Regions from separate parts of the Homo sapiens genome. Here region 1 is linked to region 2. A link is an interaction called in ENCODE POLR2A ChIA-PET data of the cell type or tissue named here. Cell type or tissue: MCF 10A. All regions are shown on one strand. Links, peaks and the distances in the headings refer to the core of each region. The heading gives the core; the rest is flanking DNA. Region 1 has its middle 13 kb from the start of LINC01521. Region 2 has its middle 5.8 kb from the start of NIPSNAP1.

The links. Peaks named below come from ENCODE experiments on the same cell type or tissue, not always from the same donor. Only the 100,000 strongest peaks of a DNase experiment are listed, where the experiment ranks them.
Region 1: POLR2A ChIA-PET joins it to region 2 with 5 read pairs; 3 of 35 experiments call an interaction of 5 or more read pairs at or near these places.

What each region holds. Positions count from the first base shown.
Region 1 is chr22:31,355,162-31,364,634 of GRCh38, reverse strand. No RefSeq gene overlaps it. Among named protein-coding and RNA genes, the nearest start is that of LINC01521, 13 kb to the right of the region's middle. In MCF 10A, for the core only: no CTCF peak of the experiment used is centred there; no DNase peak of the experiment used is centred there.
Region 2 is chr22:29,584,131-29,589,712 of GRCh38, reverse strand. No RefSeq gene overlaps it. Among named protein-coding and RNA genes, the nearest start is that of NIPSNAP1, 5.8 kb to the right of the region's middle. In MCF 10A, for the core only: no CTCF peak of the experiment used is centred there; a DNase peak (open chromatin) is centred at 1,552.

The sequences.
Region 1 (9,473 bases), core at 3,220-7,219, 1.8 Mb before region 2:
CGCCTGGCCTTTTTTATTTTTTGGAAGAGAAATATGTAGGGAAAGGGAATTGCCCCAGGTGTAGCAGCAAGAATTACAAAATAGATTTATGTATCTTGAAAAAGGCCCAAAGTCAGGAGCTGGCAATTGACAAAGCTAGGATTTGAACCCAGGCCTGTCCAGCTCCTAGGGGCTCACAGTAACCACTGGCCCTTTTGCAGGAATCTGGGTTCTCTAGGACTTGGGGCAGGCCACTTTCTCCTCTGGGTCTATAAAATGGAGAAATTCAACTAGATGATACTTCAGCCTCTGTCCATGATTACTTGCTGTGGATCCAAGTTCTGATTCACTGCAATTTATTTGTCAGCCACCTGGGTCTGCTGGACCGGATAAGCCTGCCAAGGGTGGGGGACTCTGCTGAGGTTTCTAGGAATTGCTAAGAGAACTCAGAGTTTCTGGAGGCTATAGGCAACTTGTGCTGAGGCCCAGGCCCCATCTCAGAGCACTCCTCTCGTGGAGGTATGGCCTGCAGCCTCAAACTATTTGACCCTGCTGCCCAAGGTCATACATTACATCCCATCGGCAGAGAAGGGCCCACTTGGGAACACTGGGAGCAATTTCCAGGCACATAAAATGGCAAATGGCTAGTCAGAGGACTCCTCCAAGTACAGCCACTCCAGGGGTGATAAACTGGGGACTGGCAGCCCACTCTGGCCCACTGGCCTGCTCCACTTGACCAGCATAATGTTTATGGGAAATTTTAGACTAGTTGCCAAACATTTAAAAATGGATTTCCAGATTCTTGTGAAAAACCAGAAAACCTGATGGCACTAGGCCCTCATTCCCGTGACTGGCTTGTCAAAGGAAAATACAAATCTTCGGACCCCGAAATCACTAGGCCAAAAGGAAAGCCAAGCTGGGGCCAGGCATAGTGGCTTACGCCTGTAATCCCAGCACTTTGGGAGGCCAAGTTCAAGATCAGCCTGACCAACAGGTTTAGTAGAAACCCTGTCTCTACTAAAAATACAAAAATTAGGTGGGCATGGTGGCGGGTGCCTATAATCCCAGCTATTTGAGAGGCTGAGGCAGGAGAATCGCTTGAACCCAGGAGGTGGAGGTTGCAGTGAGCCGAGATCGCGCCACTGCACTCCAGCCTGGGGAACAAGAGCAAAACTCCATCTCAAAAAGAAAAAAAAAGAAAAGTCAAGCTGGGTACTATGTCAGGCAAACCTACTTCCAACTTTATTCCTAAATAAGATAGCTACAAAGATACAAAAAAGCTACATACCTCCCGCCGCACAATTTGCCCATAAGGAAATTTCTTGTGAGCCTCAAGATCTTTACCTCCTGACTTTGGGCCTTTTTCAAGATAAATAAATCTGTTCTGTAATTCTTGCTGCTACACCTGGGGCAATTCCCTTTCCCTACATCTTTTTTTTTTTTTTTTTTTTTTTGATATGCTGTCTTGCTCTCTCACCCAGGCTGGAGTGCAGTGGCGTGGTCTCAGCTCACTACCAGCTCCGCCTCCTGGGTTCACGCCATTCTCCTGCCTCAGCCTCCTGAGTAGCTGGGACTACAGGCGCCCGCCACCACGCCCAGCTAATTTTTTCTGTTTTTTAGTAGAGACGGGGTTTCACCGTGTTAGCCAGGATGGTCTCGGTCTCTTGACCTCGTGATCCATCCACCTCAGCCTCCCAAAGTGCTGGGATTACAGGCGTGAGCCACCCCCACCCCCCGGCCCCTTTCCCTATATCTTTAGTTCAACAGAACTAAATCAGTTCTGTTGAATTTCACCTGGCAATGTAAAGAGATAGCTTATCTTCACAGGTGCCAGACAGAAAGTCATCCCTTTGCTCACCTGAGACAAATGCATATCTGATTGCTTCCTCTGCCCTACTGTTTATGTAAAAATGCAGATTCACTGAGCCAAACTAAATTGTGGATTCAGGGAAAAGCTGATCAAGGATTCAAAATAATGCAACCCTTTGGAGCCGGGCATGGTGTCTCACACCTGTAATCCCAGCACTTTGGCAGGCCACTGCAGGCAGATCACCTGAGTCCAGGAGTTCAAAACCAGCCTGGCCAACATGGAGAAACCCCGTCTCTCTACTAAAAATGCAAATTAGCTGGGTGTGGTGGCACGCGCCTGTAGTCTCAGATACTTGGGAGGTTGAGGCAGCGGGATCACTTGAACCCAGGAGGCAGAGGTGGCAGTGAGTGGAGATCGAGCCACTGCACTCCAGCCTGGGTGACACAGTGAGACTCTCTCAAAAAAAAAAAAAAAAAAATAGAATGCAACCCTTTGTCTCTCTTATCTACCTATGACCTGGAAGCCCCTCCTTCCAGTTGTCCTGCCTTTCCAGAATGAACCAATGTACATATACACATATTGATTGATGTCTCATGTCTCCCTAAAATGCATAAAAGCAAACTGCACCCCAACCACCTTGGGCACATGTCTTCAGGACCTCCTGAGGCTGTGTCATGGGCACGTCCTTAACCTTGGCAAAATGAACTTTCTAAATTGATTGAGATCTAAATCAGATACTTCTGGGTTCACAGGCTGGACTCTGGCTGCCCCCCTTTTTTTGTAGAGACAAGGGGCTCTCTATGTTGTCCAGGCTGGTCTCCAACTCCTGGGCTCCCTCCTGGGCCTCCTACAGTGCTGGGACTACAGGCCTGAGCTGCTGTGTCCAGCCTGTTTTCCCCTTTGCTGTGGTGCCTTCTTCAGCCCTGTAGTTCCCATTTGTGCCACACATCTCACCAAGTTACCCTGGCCCTTAGAAACACCTGAGTTTGAGACTCCTAATTTAGATCAATTCCCTTGTTTTACAGATGAGGAAACTGAATCATGGAGAAAGGAGGGGACTTAACTAGGGTCACAAAGACTGGAGACTTTGCTGGGCGTGGTGGCTCACGCCTGTAATTATCGCATTTTGGGAGGCTGAGGCGGGAGGATTGTTTGAGACCAGGAGTTCAAGACCAACCTGAGCAATATGGTGAGACCCTCTCTCTACAAAATAAATAAATAAATAAAAAATATAGTCAGGCATGGTGGCTCATGCCTGTAATCCTAGCACTTTGGGAGGCTGAGGTGAGTGGATCACTGGAGACCAGGAGTTTCAGACCAACCTGGCCAACATGGCGAAACCCCGTCTCCACTAAAAATACAAAAATTAGCCAGGCATGGTGGTGTATGCCTGTAGTCCCAGCTACTTGGGAGGCTGACGCATGCGAATCACTTGAGCCCAGGAGGTTGAGGCTCCAGCAAACTGAGATTGCACCATTGCACTCCAGCCTGGGCAACAGAGCAAGACTCTGTCTCAAAAAAAAAAAAAAAAAATTCAATGGTTAAAGGGTACAAAAAAATAGGATGAATAAAATCTATTTGATAACATAATAGGGTGACTATAGTCAATAATAACTTAATTGTACTTTTAAAAATAAAGAGTGTAACTGGATTGTTTGTATCTCAAAGGATAAATGCTTGAGGGGATGAATACCCCATTCTCCATGATGTGCTTATTTCACATTGGATGCCTGTATCAAAACATCTCATGTACCTGTAAATATATATACCTACTATGTACCACAATAATTTAAAAAAAATAAATAATTATTTGAGCTGGTAAGAATGATAAGAGCATAACAAAGCAAAAACTGAAGACTCCAGCTGTGTCCCAAGTCCCAGTCCTGCAGTTTTGTTTTGTTTTCATTTTTTTTTTTTTTTTCTGAGACGGAGTCTTACTCCCAGGCTGGAGTACAGTGGCTCGATCTCACCTCACTGAAACTTCCACCTCCCAGATCCAAACAATTCTCCTGCCTCAGCCTCCTAAGTAGCTGGGATTATAGGCACATGCCACCACGCTCGGCTAATTTTTGTATTTTTAGTAGAGACGGGTTTTCACCATGTTGGCCAGGCTGGTCTCGAACTCCTGGCTTCAAGTGATCCACCCTCCTCGGCGTCCCAAAGTGCTGGGATTACACGCATGAGCCACCACGCCTGGGCAGCCCTGCATTTCTTTTAGAGCACATGCCAGGAACCAGAAAACTAGGAATCCTTGTTCCTGATATGAAGGTTGAGAGCCGTCTTATGCGAAGTGCCTCACATAGAATAATATGTACCTCATATAGCACTTCCGATTGGGCTGGTGCCTCTAGAATCTTTTGTAACCTATCACTTCCTCCCCACCCTCACCCCAAGGGATTGTAACACACACACAGGTTTGGGAATCACCTGGCATTGAATATATTACATTCTCACCTAGAAAGATCCAGCTGTCAGAAAAGAAATACCCCAGGGCCTTTCTTCTTCACCAGTCAGAATTTTATTGTGGCATCCTGTAGGAAGCCTGCCCCCATGCCCCAGGCTAGGTCCTATCATATTTAATATGACTTCTGTAATTCCTGTGCTTCTTTCATCACAGCATTTAACACTGAATTGCAAACAACAACAAATAGCTGTCACTGATTAAGCATTTACGATGTGCATAATAATATTCTCATTCATTTCTATAAGAACCCCTTAGGCACCAGGCTTGGTGGCTGGCTGACTCCTGTAATCCTAACATTTTGAGAAGCCTAGGCAGGAGGATCACTTGAGCCTAGGAATTTGAAACCAGCCTGAGCAACTTAGTGAAACTCCATCTCTACAAAAAAAAAAAAAAAAAAAAAAATTTTTTACTGGGTGTGGAGCCACATGCCTATGGTCCCAGCTACTTGGGAGGCTCAGGCAGGAGGACTGCTTGAGCTAAGGAGGATGAGGCTGCAGTGAGCTGTAATCATGACATTGCACTCCAGCCTGGGTGACAGAGTGAGACCCTCCCTCAAATAAAGAACCTCTTAGGTTCTGGGCTGTTAAGTAAATTTGCCCCAAATTACAAAGCTGGAAGTGGGTTCAGAACCAAGCTCCACCTCAGTTGATAGAATTTGATTTTCAGGCCAGACTCGGTGGCTCATGCCTGTAATTTCCCACACTTTGGGAGGCTGAGGTGTGCAGATCACTTGAGGTCAGGGGTTCAAGACCAGCCTGGACAACATGGCAAAACCATGTCTCTACTAAAAATGGAAGACTTAGCCAGGAATGGTGCTGCATGCCTGTAATCCCAGCAACTTGGGAGGCTGAGGCACAAGAATTGCTTGAACCCGGGAGGCAGAGGTTGCAGTGAGCTGAGATCACTCCACAGCACTCCAGCCTGGGTGACAGAGCGCAACTCTGTCTCAAAAAAAAAGGAAAGAAAAGAAAAGAAAAAAGAAAGAAAGAAAAAGAAAAGAAATTGATTTTCAGAGACAAGTGAGGCCCCAAACCTTGAGGATGCAGGCTGACTCTATCACCTTGACTCTCCAGGTTCTTCACATGAATCTTGCAAAGTCAGGTCTGCACAGGAGGGAGCTGGGGAGTCAACCCAGGAGGGAATCTCAAGGGGCTTGGAAGTGTTTTTGTGAATGTGGACTGTGGACTGCAACCTTCTGCTTGTATCTCCACCTACCCCTCACTCTAGCCTGGACCTGAGACAGATGACAATAAAACACTCCAAATTCCTGAGCTGGAATGGACCTGAGGCTCATTTAGCTAATAATTCTTTTTTTTTTTTCACTCTGTCACCCAGGCTGGAGTGCAGTGCAGTGGTTCAAACACAGTACACTGCAGCCTCAACCTCCTGGGCTGAAGCCATTCTCCTGGCTCAGCCTTTCGAGTAGCTGGGACCACAAGCTCATGCCTCCTTGCCTGGCTAATTAACAAAAAAATTTTTTTGTAGCCACACGGTCTTGCCATATTGCCCAGGCTGATCTTGAACTCCTGGGCTCAAGCAATCCTCTTGTCTTAGCCTCCCAAAATGCTGGGATTACAGGTGTGAGCCACCACACTCGGCTATGATTCTTCTTTTTATTTATTTATTTTTATTTTTTTGAGATGGAGTCTGTTGCCCAGACTGGAGTGCAATGGCACGATCTCGGCTCCCTGCAAGCTCCGCCTCCTGGGTTCACGCCATTCTCCTGTCTCAGCCTCCCAAGTAGCTGGGACTACAGGCGCCCGCCACCACACCCAGCTAATTTTTTGTGTTTTTAGTAGAGATGGGGTTTCACCATGTTAGCCAGGATGGTCTCGATCTCCTGACCTTGTGATCTGCCCCCCTCGGCCTCCCAAAGTGCTGGGATTACAGGGGTGAGCCACCGTGCCCGGCCCCGATTCTTCTTTTTATTTATTTATTTGAAACAGAGTCTTCGTCTGTCACCCAGGCTGGAGTGCAGTGGCGCAATCTTAGCTCACGGCAACCTCTGCCTCCTGGGTTCAAGCGATTCTCGTGCCTCAGCCTCCCGAGTAGCTGGGACTACAGGCACGCACCATCACACCCAGCTAATATATATATATATTTTTTTTTAGTAGAGGCTGGGTTTTGTCATGTTGGCCAGGCTGGTCTCGAACTCCTGGCCTTAAGTGATCTGCCCCACCCTCAGCCTCCCAAAGTGTTGGGATTACGGGCATAAACCGCCATGGCCGGCTCATAATTCTTATTTTAAATCTAAATTTTGAATTTCAGAATACTGTTGTTTTAAGCTCCTTTCCCCCACCAATCTACTTACCTCCCACCTCCAGTAGAAAACGCCTCATAAAAGCAGCACTCGTCGCCCCACAAGCTGTCTTTCTCCATTTCTAGTCCAGCATATGAAATCAGATTATCATATTAAAGCTTCTGGTATGTATGATGTGCAAAGACGTTCTTCTCAGTGCTATCTATAATAGCAAAGAAAATGAAAAAGGACACAACCTAAGTGTTCCACAGGAGAAACCGTTAGAGAATCAAGATCAAGATACAACCAATCATCCAGTCGGGAAGCTTTGCAGCCCGTGAAAATAAGATTTCTTTAATATTTACTTATTTTATTTTTAATTTTTATGTAATGACTTGAAAGGTACTCATGATATTATGGGTTCTCTATGGCTTTTCTTTTCTTTTTTTTTTGAGGCAGAGTCTTGCTCTGTTGCCCAGGCTAGAGTGCAGTGGTGCGATCTCGGCTCACTGCAACCTCCGCCACTGGATTCAAGCGATTCTCTTTTCCTCAGCCTTCTGAGTAGCCGGTATTACAGGTGTGCGTCACCACACCTGGCTAATTTTTGTATTTTTAGTAGAGACGGGGTTTCATCATGTTGGTCAAGCTGGTCTTGAACTCCTGAACTCATGATCCACTCGCCTCAGCCTCCCAAAGTGCTGGGATCATAGGTGTGAGCCACCACGCCTGGCCTCTCTATTGCTTTTCAAATGACAAAAGTAACTAGTTGCGTTGTAAAAATAAAACACTATATAAGTGTTTTTGTTTTTGTTTTTGAGACAGAGATTCACTCTTGTTGCCCAGGCTGGAGTGCAATGGCACGATCTCGGCTCACTGCAATCTCTGCCTCTCAGGTTCAAGCGATTCTCTTGCCTCAGCCTCCCAGGTAGCTGGGTTTACAGGCATGTACCACCATGCCTGGCTGATTTTTGTATTTTTAGTAGAGACAGGGTTTCACTATGTTGGTCAGGCTTGTCTCGAGCTCCTGACCTCAGGTGGTCCACCCACCTTGGCCTCCAGAAGTGCTGGGATTACAGGTGTGAGCCATCGTGCCTGGCGCCTCTATTGCTTTTCAAATGACAAAAGTAACCATTTGCGTTGTAAAAATAAAATAAAACACTATGAAAGTGTTTAAGATAAAAAGTGAAAGTGGCCCCAAAACACACTTACCTACAGTCCCAGTGTTAATCTGCAACATATTCATAATATACTGCTTCATTTAAGAAGCAGGAGAGGGCAGGTGTGGTGGTGGGTGCCTGTAATCCCAGCTACTCACTTGGCTGAGGTAGGAGAATTGTTCAAGCCCACAAGTTCAGGTTGCAATGAGTTATGAACTCATCACTGCACTCTACCCTGGGCGATAAAGTGAGACACTCATTTCTTAATGTAAAAAAAAAAGCATATATTCATTAGTAGTATTTTTAACAACAGTGCATTGAAACTGAAAAAAAAAAGTCAAGATGAAAATATACCAACATTTGGCCAGGCACAGTGGCTCACGCCTGTAATCCCAGCACTTTGGGAAGCTGAGGCAGGTGGATCACCTGAGGTCAAGGAGTTCAAGACCAGCCTGACCAACATGGTGAAACCTCATCTCTACTAAAAATACAAAACTTAGCTGGGCATGGTGGCAGGCGGGAGGGTGAGGCAGGAGAATCACTTGGACCTGGGAGGTGGAGTTTGCAGTGAGCTGAGATGGCGCCGTTGCACTCACTCCAGCCTGGGCGACAAGAGCAAAACTCCATGAAAAGAAAAAAACAGAGAGAGAGAGAAAAAGGAGGAGGAGGAAAAAGAAGAAGAGGAAGAGGAAGAAGAAGGAGGAGGAGGAGAAGGAAGAAAGAGAGAAAGAAAGAAAGAAAGAAAGAAAAAAAGAAAGAAAAAGAAAGAAAGAAAGAAAGAAAGAAAGAAAAAGAAAGAAAGAAAGAATATACCAACATTTTAGTACTTCTATTTAAGTGGTGAGACACTATGGATAATTTATTATCGTTTCCTCTGCTTTGCCTCATTTTCCAAATTATATTTGATGGAGAAAATAAACATTAAAAAGAAAAATAAGGCTGGGCACAGTGGCTCACGCCTGTAATCCCAGCACATTGGGAGGCCAAGGCGGGCAGATGGCTTGAGCCCAGGAGTTTGAGACCAGCCTGAGCAACGTAATGAAATCTTTGTCTCTACAAAAAATACACAAATTAGCCGGGCGCAGTGGCACACGCCTGTAATCCCAGCACTTTGGGAAGCCGAGGCGGGCAGATCGCTTCAGCCTAGGAGTTTGAGACCAGCCTGGACAACATGGTAAAACCCCTCTACAAAAAGTATAAAAGTTAGCCAGGTGTGGTGGCTGACACCTGTGGTCCCAGTCACTCTGGAGGCTGAGGAGGGAGGATTGCTTGAGCCAAGGAGGTGGTAGAAGCTGCGGTGAACCGTGATGGCACCACCACACTCCAGCCTGGGTGACAGAGCAAGACCCTGTCTTTAACAAAAAATAAAAATAGGCTGGGCTTGTGCTCACGCTCACGCCTGTAATCCCAGCACTTTGGGAGGCAGAGGTGGGCAGATCACCTGAGCTTAGGAGTTGGAGACCAGCCTGGCCAACATGGTGAAACCCTGTCTCTATCAAAAATACGAAAATTAACCAGGCATGGTAGTGCACACCTGTAGTCTCAGCTACTCGGGAGGCTGAGGTGGGAGGATCGCTTGAGCCCCAGAGGCAGAGAATGCAGTGAGCTGAGATTGTGCCACTGCACTCCAGCCTGGTTGGCACAGCAAGACCCTGTCTCAAAAAATAATAAAAATAAAAACAGCTGGGTGCAGTGGCTCACGCCTGTAATCCCAGCACTTTGAGAGGCTGAGGTGGGTGGATCACCTGAGGTCAGGAGTTCGAGACCAGCCTGTCCAACCAGTGAAATCCCATCTCTACTAAAAATACAAAAATTAGCTGGGGG
Region 2 (5,582 bases), core at 1-4,000:
TCATGATCCACCCGCCTCGGCCTCCCAAAGTGCTGGGATTACAGGCGTGAGCCACCGCGCCCGGCCTTTGTTCATTTTTTTTTTGAGTCAGAGTCTCGCTCTGTTGCCCAGGCTGGAGTACAGTGGCATGATCTCGGCTCACTGCAACCTCTGCCTCCATCTCGGCTCACTGCAACCTCTGCCTCCTGGGTTCAAGCGATTCTCCTGCCTCAGCCTCCTGAGTAGCTGGGATTACGGGCGCACACCACCACACCTGGCTAATTTTTGTATTTTTAGTAGAGATGGAGTTTCACCATGTTAGTCAGGCTGGTCTTGAACTGCTGACCTCAAGTGATCCACCTGCCTTAGCCTCCCAAAGTGCTGGGATTACAGGCGTGAGCCACCTCGCCTGGCCTGTTAATGTTTTTATGTGGCACTCTGTCAAAGGCACATGATTCATATCTGTATATGATGCATAGTCCAGAAAGGCTGGGACTTAGCTCTGTGGCTCTTGCCCCAGGTGAGACATAAAAGCTTTCTTGTCCCTTTCCCTCCTGTTTGGGGTCCCATAAGAACTGAAGGGTACAGTTCTCAGACAGCAGTTGGGTCTGAGCATAAAAGCCCATTAATAAGGAGCAGGTGACACTGCCACAGCTGGGTAATTTGTCTCTTTGCTCGTCTGCAGCCCATTTGGTGATGATCTATTTGTCTGAGGGAATGGATGATGGCAGGTTTGTCAATATTTTACACTTATGAACCTGCCTGTTCTTCTCTGCCTGGCTCTGCCCAACTGTCTTTGTCCCTGGCTCCTCTCATTTCGTTTTGCAGATTGGATAACGGACTTCGGCAAAGAGTTATGAAGGTGGATTCCATGAGGGCAGCTTTGGGAAGGGAAGAGGGCAGGAGAGGAGGGGTCGGCTCTCTGCAGGGAGAGGAGGGGTGGGTGGGAGACATGTTCAGGAGAAAAAGATGTCACAGACATAGTGGTGGGCAGAAAGGAACTTCAGAGAGAGAGAGATCCTAGGACAGAGGACAGTGGGGACTCTGGGGAGGCCTTGTAGAAGACAGCTTGAAGAACTGAGTCCAACCCTAATAATTAAGTTGGGCCTAGTACAAAAGCTAATTGTGCTAGCCAGCCTCCAGGATGTCCCACGTGACTCTCGCATGTTGATATTTACACCTATTGGTTAGACATGCAGCCCTGCTCACGTATTGATATTTATATTCTGAGCATGGATGGCGCATGCCTGCAGTCCTAGTGACTCAGGAGGCTGAGTCAGGGGGACTGCTTGAGCCCAGGAGTTGGAGACTTCAGTGAGCTATGATTGTGCCACTGCACTCCAGCCTGGGCAACAGAACAAGACCCTGACTCCTGCAGAGGAGGGCTCCATGTCCAACCAATGGGATGTACAAAAACGACAGTGTGACTTCCAAGGTCAGATCACAAAAGTCCTTGAAGGTTTCACCTTACTGGATCACTTGCTCTGGGGGAAGCCAGCCGCCATGTGGTGAAGACACTCAAGCAGCCCTCTGGAGAAGCCCATGTAGCAAGGAACTGAGGTCTCCTGCCAACTACCAGCGCTAACTTGCCAGGCATGTGAATGACTCACCGTGGAAGGGGATTCTCCAGCCTTGGTCAAGTCTTCAGATGACTACTAACCCAAGCCAATATCTTGATTACAGCCTTGTGAGACCCCCAGAGAAGGAACCGCCCCAGCTAACCACCCACTCCAGAATTCCTGACCCTCAGGAACTGTGTGAGATCATAAATGCTGATTGTTTCAAGCTGCTAAGATTTGGGGTAATTTATTCCATAGTAATTGGAAATTGTCTAAATCTCTATTTGTGGAATTTTTCTTTTTTTCTTTTTTTTTTTTTTAAAGACAAGATCTCCCTCTGTTGCCCAGGCTGGAGTGGCATGGCATGATCATGGCTCACTGAAGCCTTGACTTCTTGGGCTTAGGCAATACTCTGGCCTCAGCCTCCCGAGTAGCTGGGACTACAGGCACACACCACCAGCTAATATTTTAAAATTATTTTTATAGAGATGGGGTCTTCCTATGTTACCCAGGCTGGTCTTAAACTCTGGCCTCAAGTGATCCTCCTGCCTCAGCTTCCCAAAGTGCTGGGATTATAGGTGTGAGCTACTGTGCTCAGCCACATTTTTACTGGTGGAATTTTTTTTTTTTTTTTTTTTTTGGAGACAGGGTCTGACTCTGTCACCCAGGCTGGAGTGCAGTGATATGATATTGGCTTACTGCAACCTCCGCCTCCTGGATTCAAGCCATCCTCCCACCTCAGCCTCCTGAATTGCTGGGACTACAGGTGTGCACCACCACACCCAGTTAATGTTTGCATTTTTTGTAGAGATGGGGTTTTGTCATGTTGCCCAGGTTGGTCTCGAACTCCTGAGCTCAAAGCTATCTGCCCACCTCGGCCTCCCAAAGTGGGATTACAGGCATGAGCTATCCCACCCGGCCTATTGATGGAATTTTATCCTAACTGGTTTGCTGACCAGAATACAGCAACTGGTTTGCTACACAGAATGAATGGTCTGTGGGTAAGGACAGTTCACATCAGGTGCCCAGTTAACCAGCATTGTATGTCACTGAGTGCCACAAAGAGAGCCCAGTTCCACCCTCACTCTTTTTTTTTCTTTTTCTTTTTTTTTTTTTTTTGAGATGGAGTTTTGCTCTTGTTGCCCAGGCCGGAGTGCAATAGCGCACTCTGGGCTCACCACAACCTCCGCCTCCCAGGTTCAAGCGATTCTCCTGCCTCAGCTTCTCGAGTAGCTGGGATTACAGGCACGTGCCACCATGCCCAGCTAATTTTGTAGTTTTAGTAGAGACGGGGTTTCTCCACATTGGTCAGGCTAGTCTCGAACTCCTGACCTCAGGTGATCTGCCCACCTTGGCCTCCCAAAGTGCTGGAATTACAGGCGTGAGCCACCGTGCCCGGCATACCCCTTTTCTTTTAGAGTGAACGTCTTGTTCTGTTGTTCAGGCTGGAGTGCAGTGGCATGACCATAGCTCACTGCAGCCTCCAACTCCTGGGCTCAAGCAGTGCTCCCACCTCAGCCTCCTGAATAGCTGGGACTACAGGCACACATTACCATACCCAGTTCATTTTTAAAAATTTTTAGTAGAGACAAGGGTCTCACTATGTTGCCCAGGTTGGTCTTGAAATCCTGGCCTCAAGTAATCCTCCTGCCTGGGCCTCCCAGTGTGCTGCGATTACATGTGTGAGCCACTGAGCTTGGACCCCATCCCTGCTCTCTTTCTTCCTTTCCTTTTCCTTTTCCTTTCCTTTCTGTCTTTCTTTCTTTTGTTTTTTTGTTTTGTTTTGTTTTTTTGACACGGAGTCTTGCTGTGTTGCCCAGGCTGGAGTGTAGTGGCATGATCTTGGCTCATTGCAACCTCCACCTCCTAGGTTCAACTGATTATCCTGCCTCAGCCTCCCGAGTAGCTGGGACCACAGGCACCTGCCACCACACCCGGCTAATTTTTGTATTTTTGGTAGAGATGAGGTTTCACCACATTGGCCAGGCTGGCCTTGAACTCCTGACCTCAGGTGATCCACCCACCTCGGCCTCCCAAAGTGCTGGGATTACAGGCGTGAGCTACCTCGCCCAGACCCCAGCTCCCTTTCAAGGAGGGTAAATAGGGCCAGGCACGGTGGCTCACGCCTGTAATCCCAGCACTTTGGGAGGCCAAGGCGGGCGGATCACGAGGTCAGGAGATCGAGACCATCCTGGCTAACACAGTGAAACCCCGTCTCTACTAAAAATACAAAAAAAAATTAGCTGGGCGTGGTGGTGGGCACCTGTAGTCCCAGCTAGACGGGAGGCTGAGGTAGGAGAATGGCCTGAACCTGGGAGGCAGAGCTTGCAGTGAGCCGAGATTGCGCCACTACACTCCAGCCTGGGCAACAGAGCGAGACTCCATCTCAAAAAAAAAAAAAAAAAAAAAAAAAAGGAGGGTAAATAGATTTAGTTAAGCAAGGAAAAGATTCTGGGATGGAGTGGGTATATCTCCTGGGGAGAGAACTAGGGCCGTAATTGGGGTGACCAAAGGTTCTGGCTTGTCCAGGACTGAGGGGTTTTCTGGGATGGAGGACTTTCAGTGCTAAAACTGAGAAAGTCCAGGATAAACTGGGATATGTGGTTGCCCTAGCTGAGGTGGGAGTAGGGGCCTTGAGGTTGCCCTTCTAGTCAGCGGCCACACTGTGGTTCATGTGGGTTGGGGAGGGATGCCCATATCCCATCTCTCCCAGGCAGGGGTGGAAGCATGCTCCCAGCACCACCTTTTTTCACCCTCCTGCCCTATTTGGCTGGACAGAGATGGAAAACCCTTCTTAGAAATGCTAAGACCCACAGGAGGAGGCTGCAGGTCAGTCCTCCCTCATTCTCCTCACCTGGGAGGCAGTGTGAGGCAGCCAGGAATGCCAAGGCTTTGGTGAGAGCCTCTCACCCTAAACCACCAAGGCCGGCTCCTCCCTGTCCTTGGGTCCAGCTTGCTGTGGCCTGACTGCCAAATGCCCTCTACCACATAGCCAACGTGCTGCTACTCGGCCTCTGTTGACACAATTCAATGACATGCCACCAAGGCAGCCCATTCCATTGTTAGAAAATTATTCCAGCCAGGTGCGGTGGCTCACACTTGTAATTCCAGCACTTTGGGAGGCTGAGGTGGGTGGATCATTTGAGGTCAGGAGTTCAAGACCGGCCTGGCCAATGTGGTGAAATCCCATCTCTACTAAAAATACAAAAATTAGCTGGATGTGGTAATGCAAGCCTGTAATCCCAGCTATGCGGGAGGCTAAAGCAGGATAATCGCTTGAGCCTAGGAGGTGGAGGTTGCAGTGAGCTGAGATCACGCCATTGCACTCCAGCCTGGGCGACAGAGTGAGACCCTGTCTCAAAAAAAAAAAAAAAAAAAAGAGAAACAAAATTATTCCTGTACTGAATGAGAGGCTGCCATCACATAATCTCCACCCATTCATTATATTCAACTGTGCTTTCTTCCTGGAAGAGCCCTCAACACACACCCCTCATTTTTTTTTTTTTTTTTTTTTTTTTGAGACAGAGTATTGCTGTCACCCAGGCTGGAGTGCAGTGGCACAATCTCCACTCACTGCAACCTCTGCCTCCTGGGATCAAGCCATTCTCATACTTCAGCCTCCAGAGTAGCTGGGACCACAGGTGTGGCTACCATGACTGGCTAACTTTTTGTATTTTTAATAGAGATCGGGTTTTGCCATGTTGGCCAGACTGGTCTCAAACTCTTGGCCTTAATTGATCCACCTGCCTCGGCCTCCCAAAGTGCTGGGATTACAGGCGTGAGCCACCGCGCCTGGCCTCTGGCAGCCCCTTCACATACTGAGTACACATTGCTTCCTCTGAGTTTCCGCTGGTCCTTCCCTCTCTCCTGGCAGACTCCTACTCATCCTTTGAAGCTCAGGTCCAAAGTCAGGTTGGCGGAGGTGGTCACTTCCACCACTCCACAGTCAGTCTGCCACGCTGGGTTCCTAAGGAAAGAGCTGCTCCCACCACATGACACCATTTGCTGTGCTTCCATCAACCCACCTGGGTTTTTCCTGAGTGG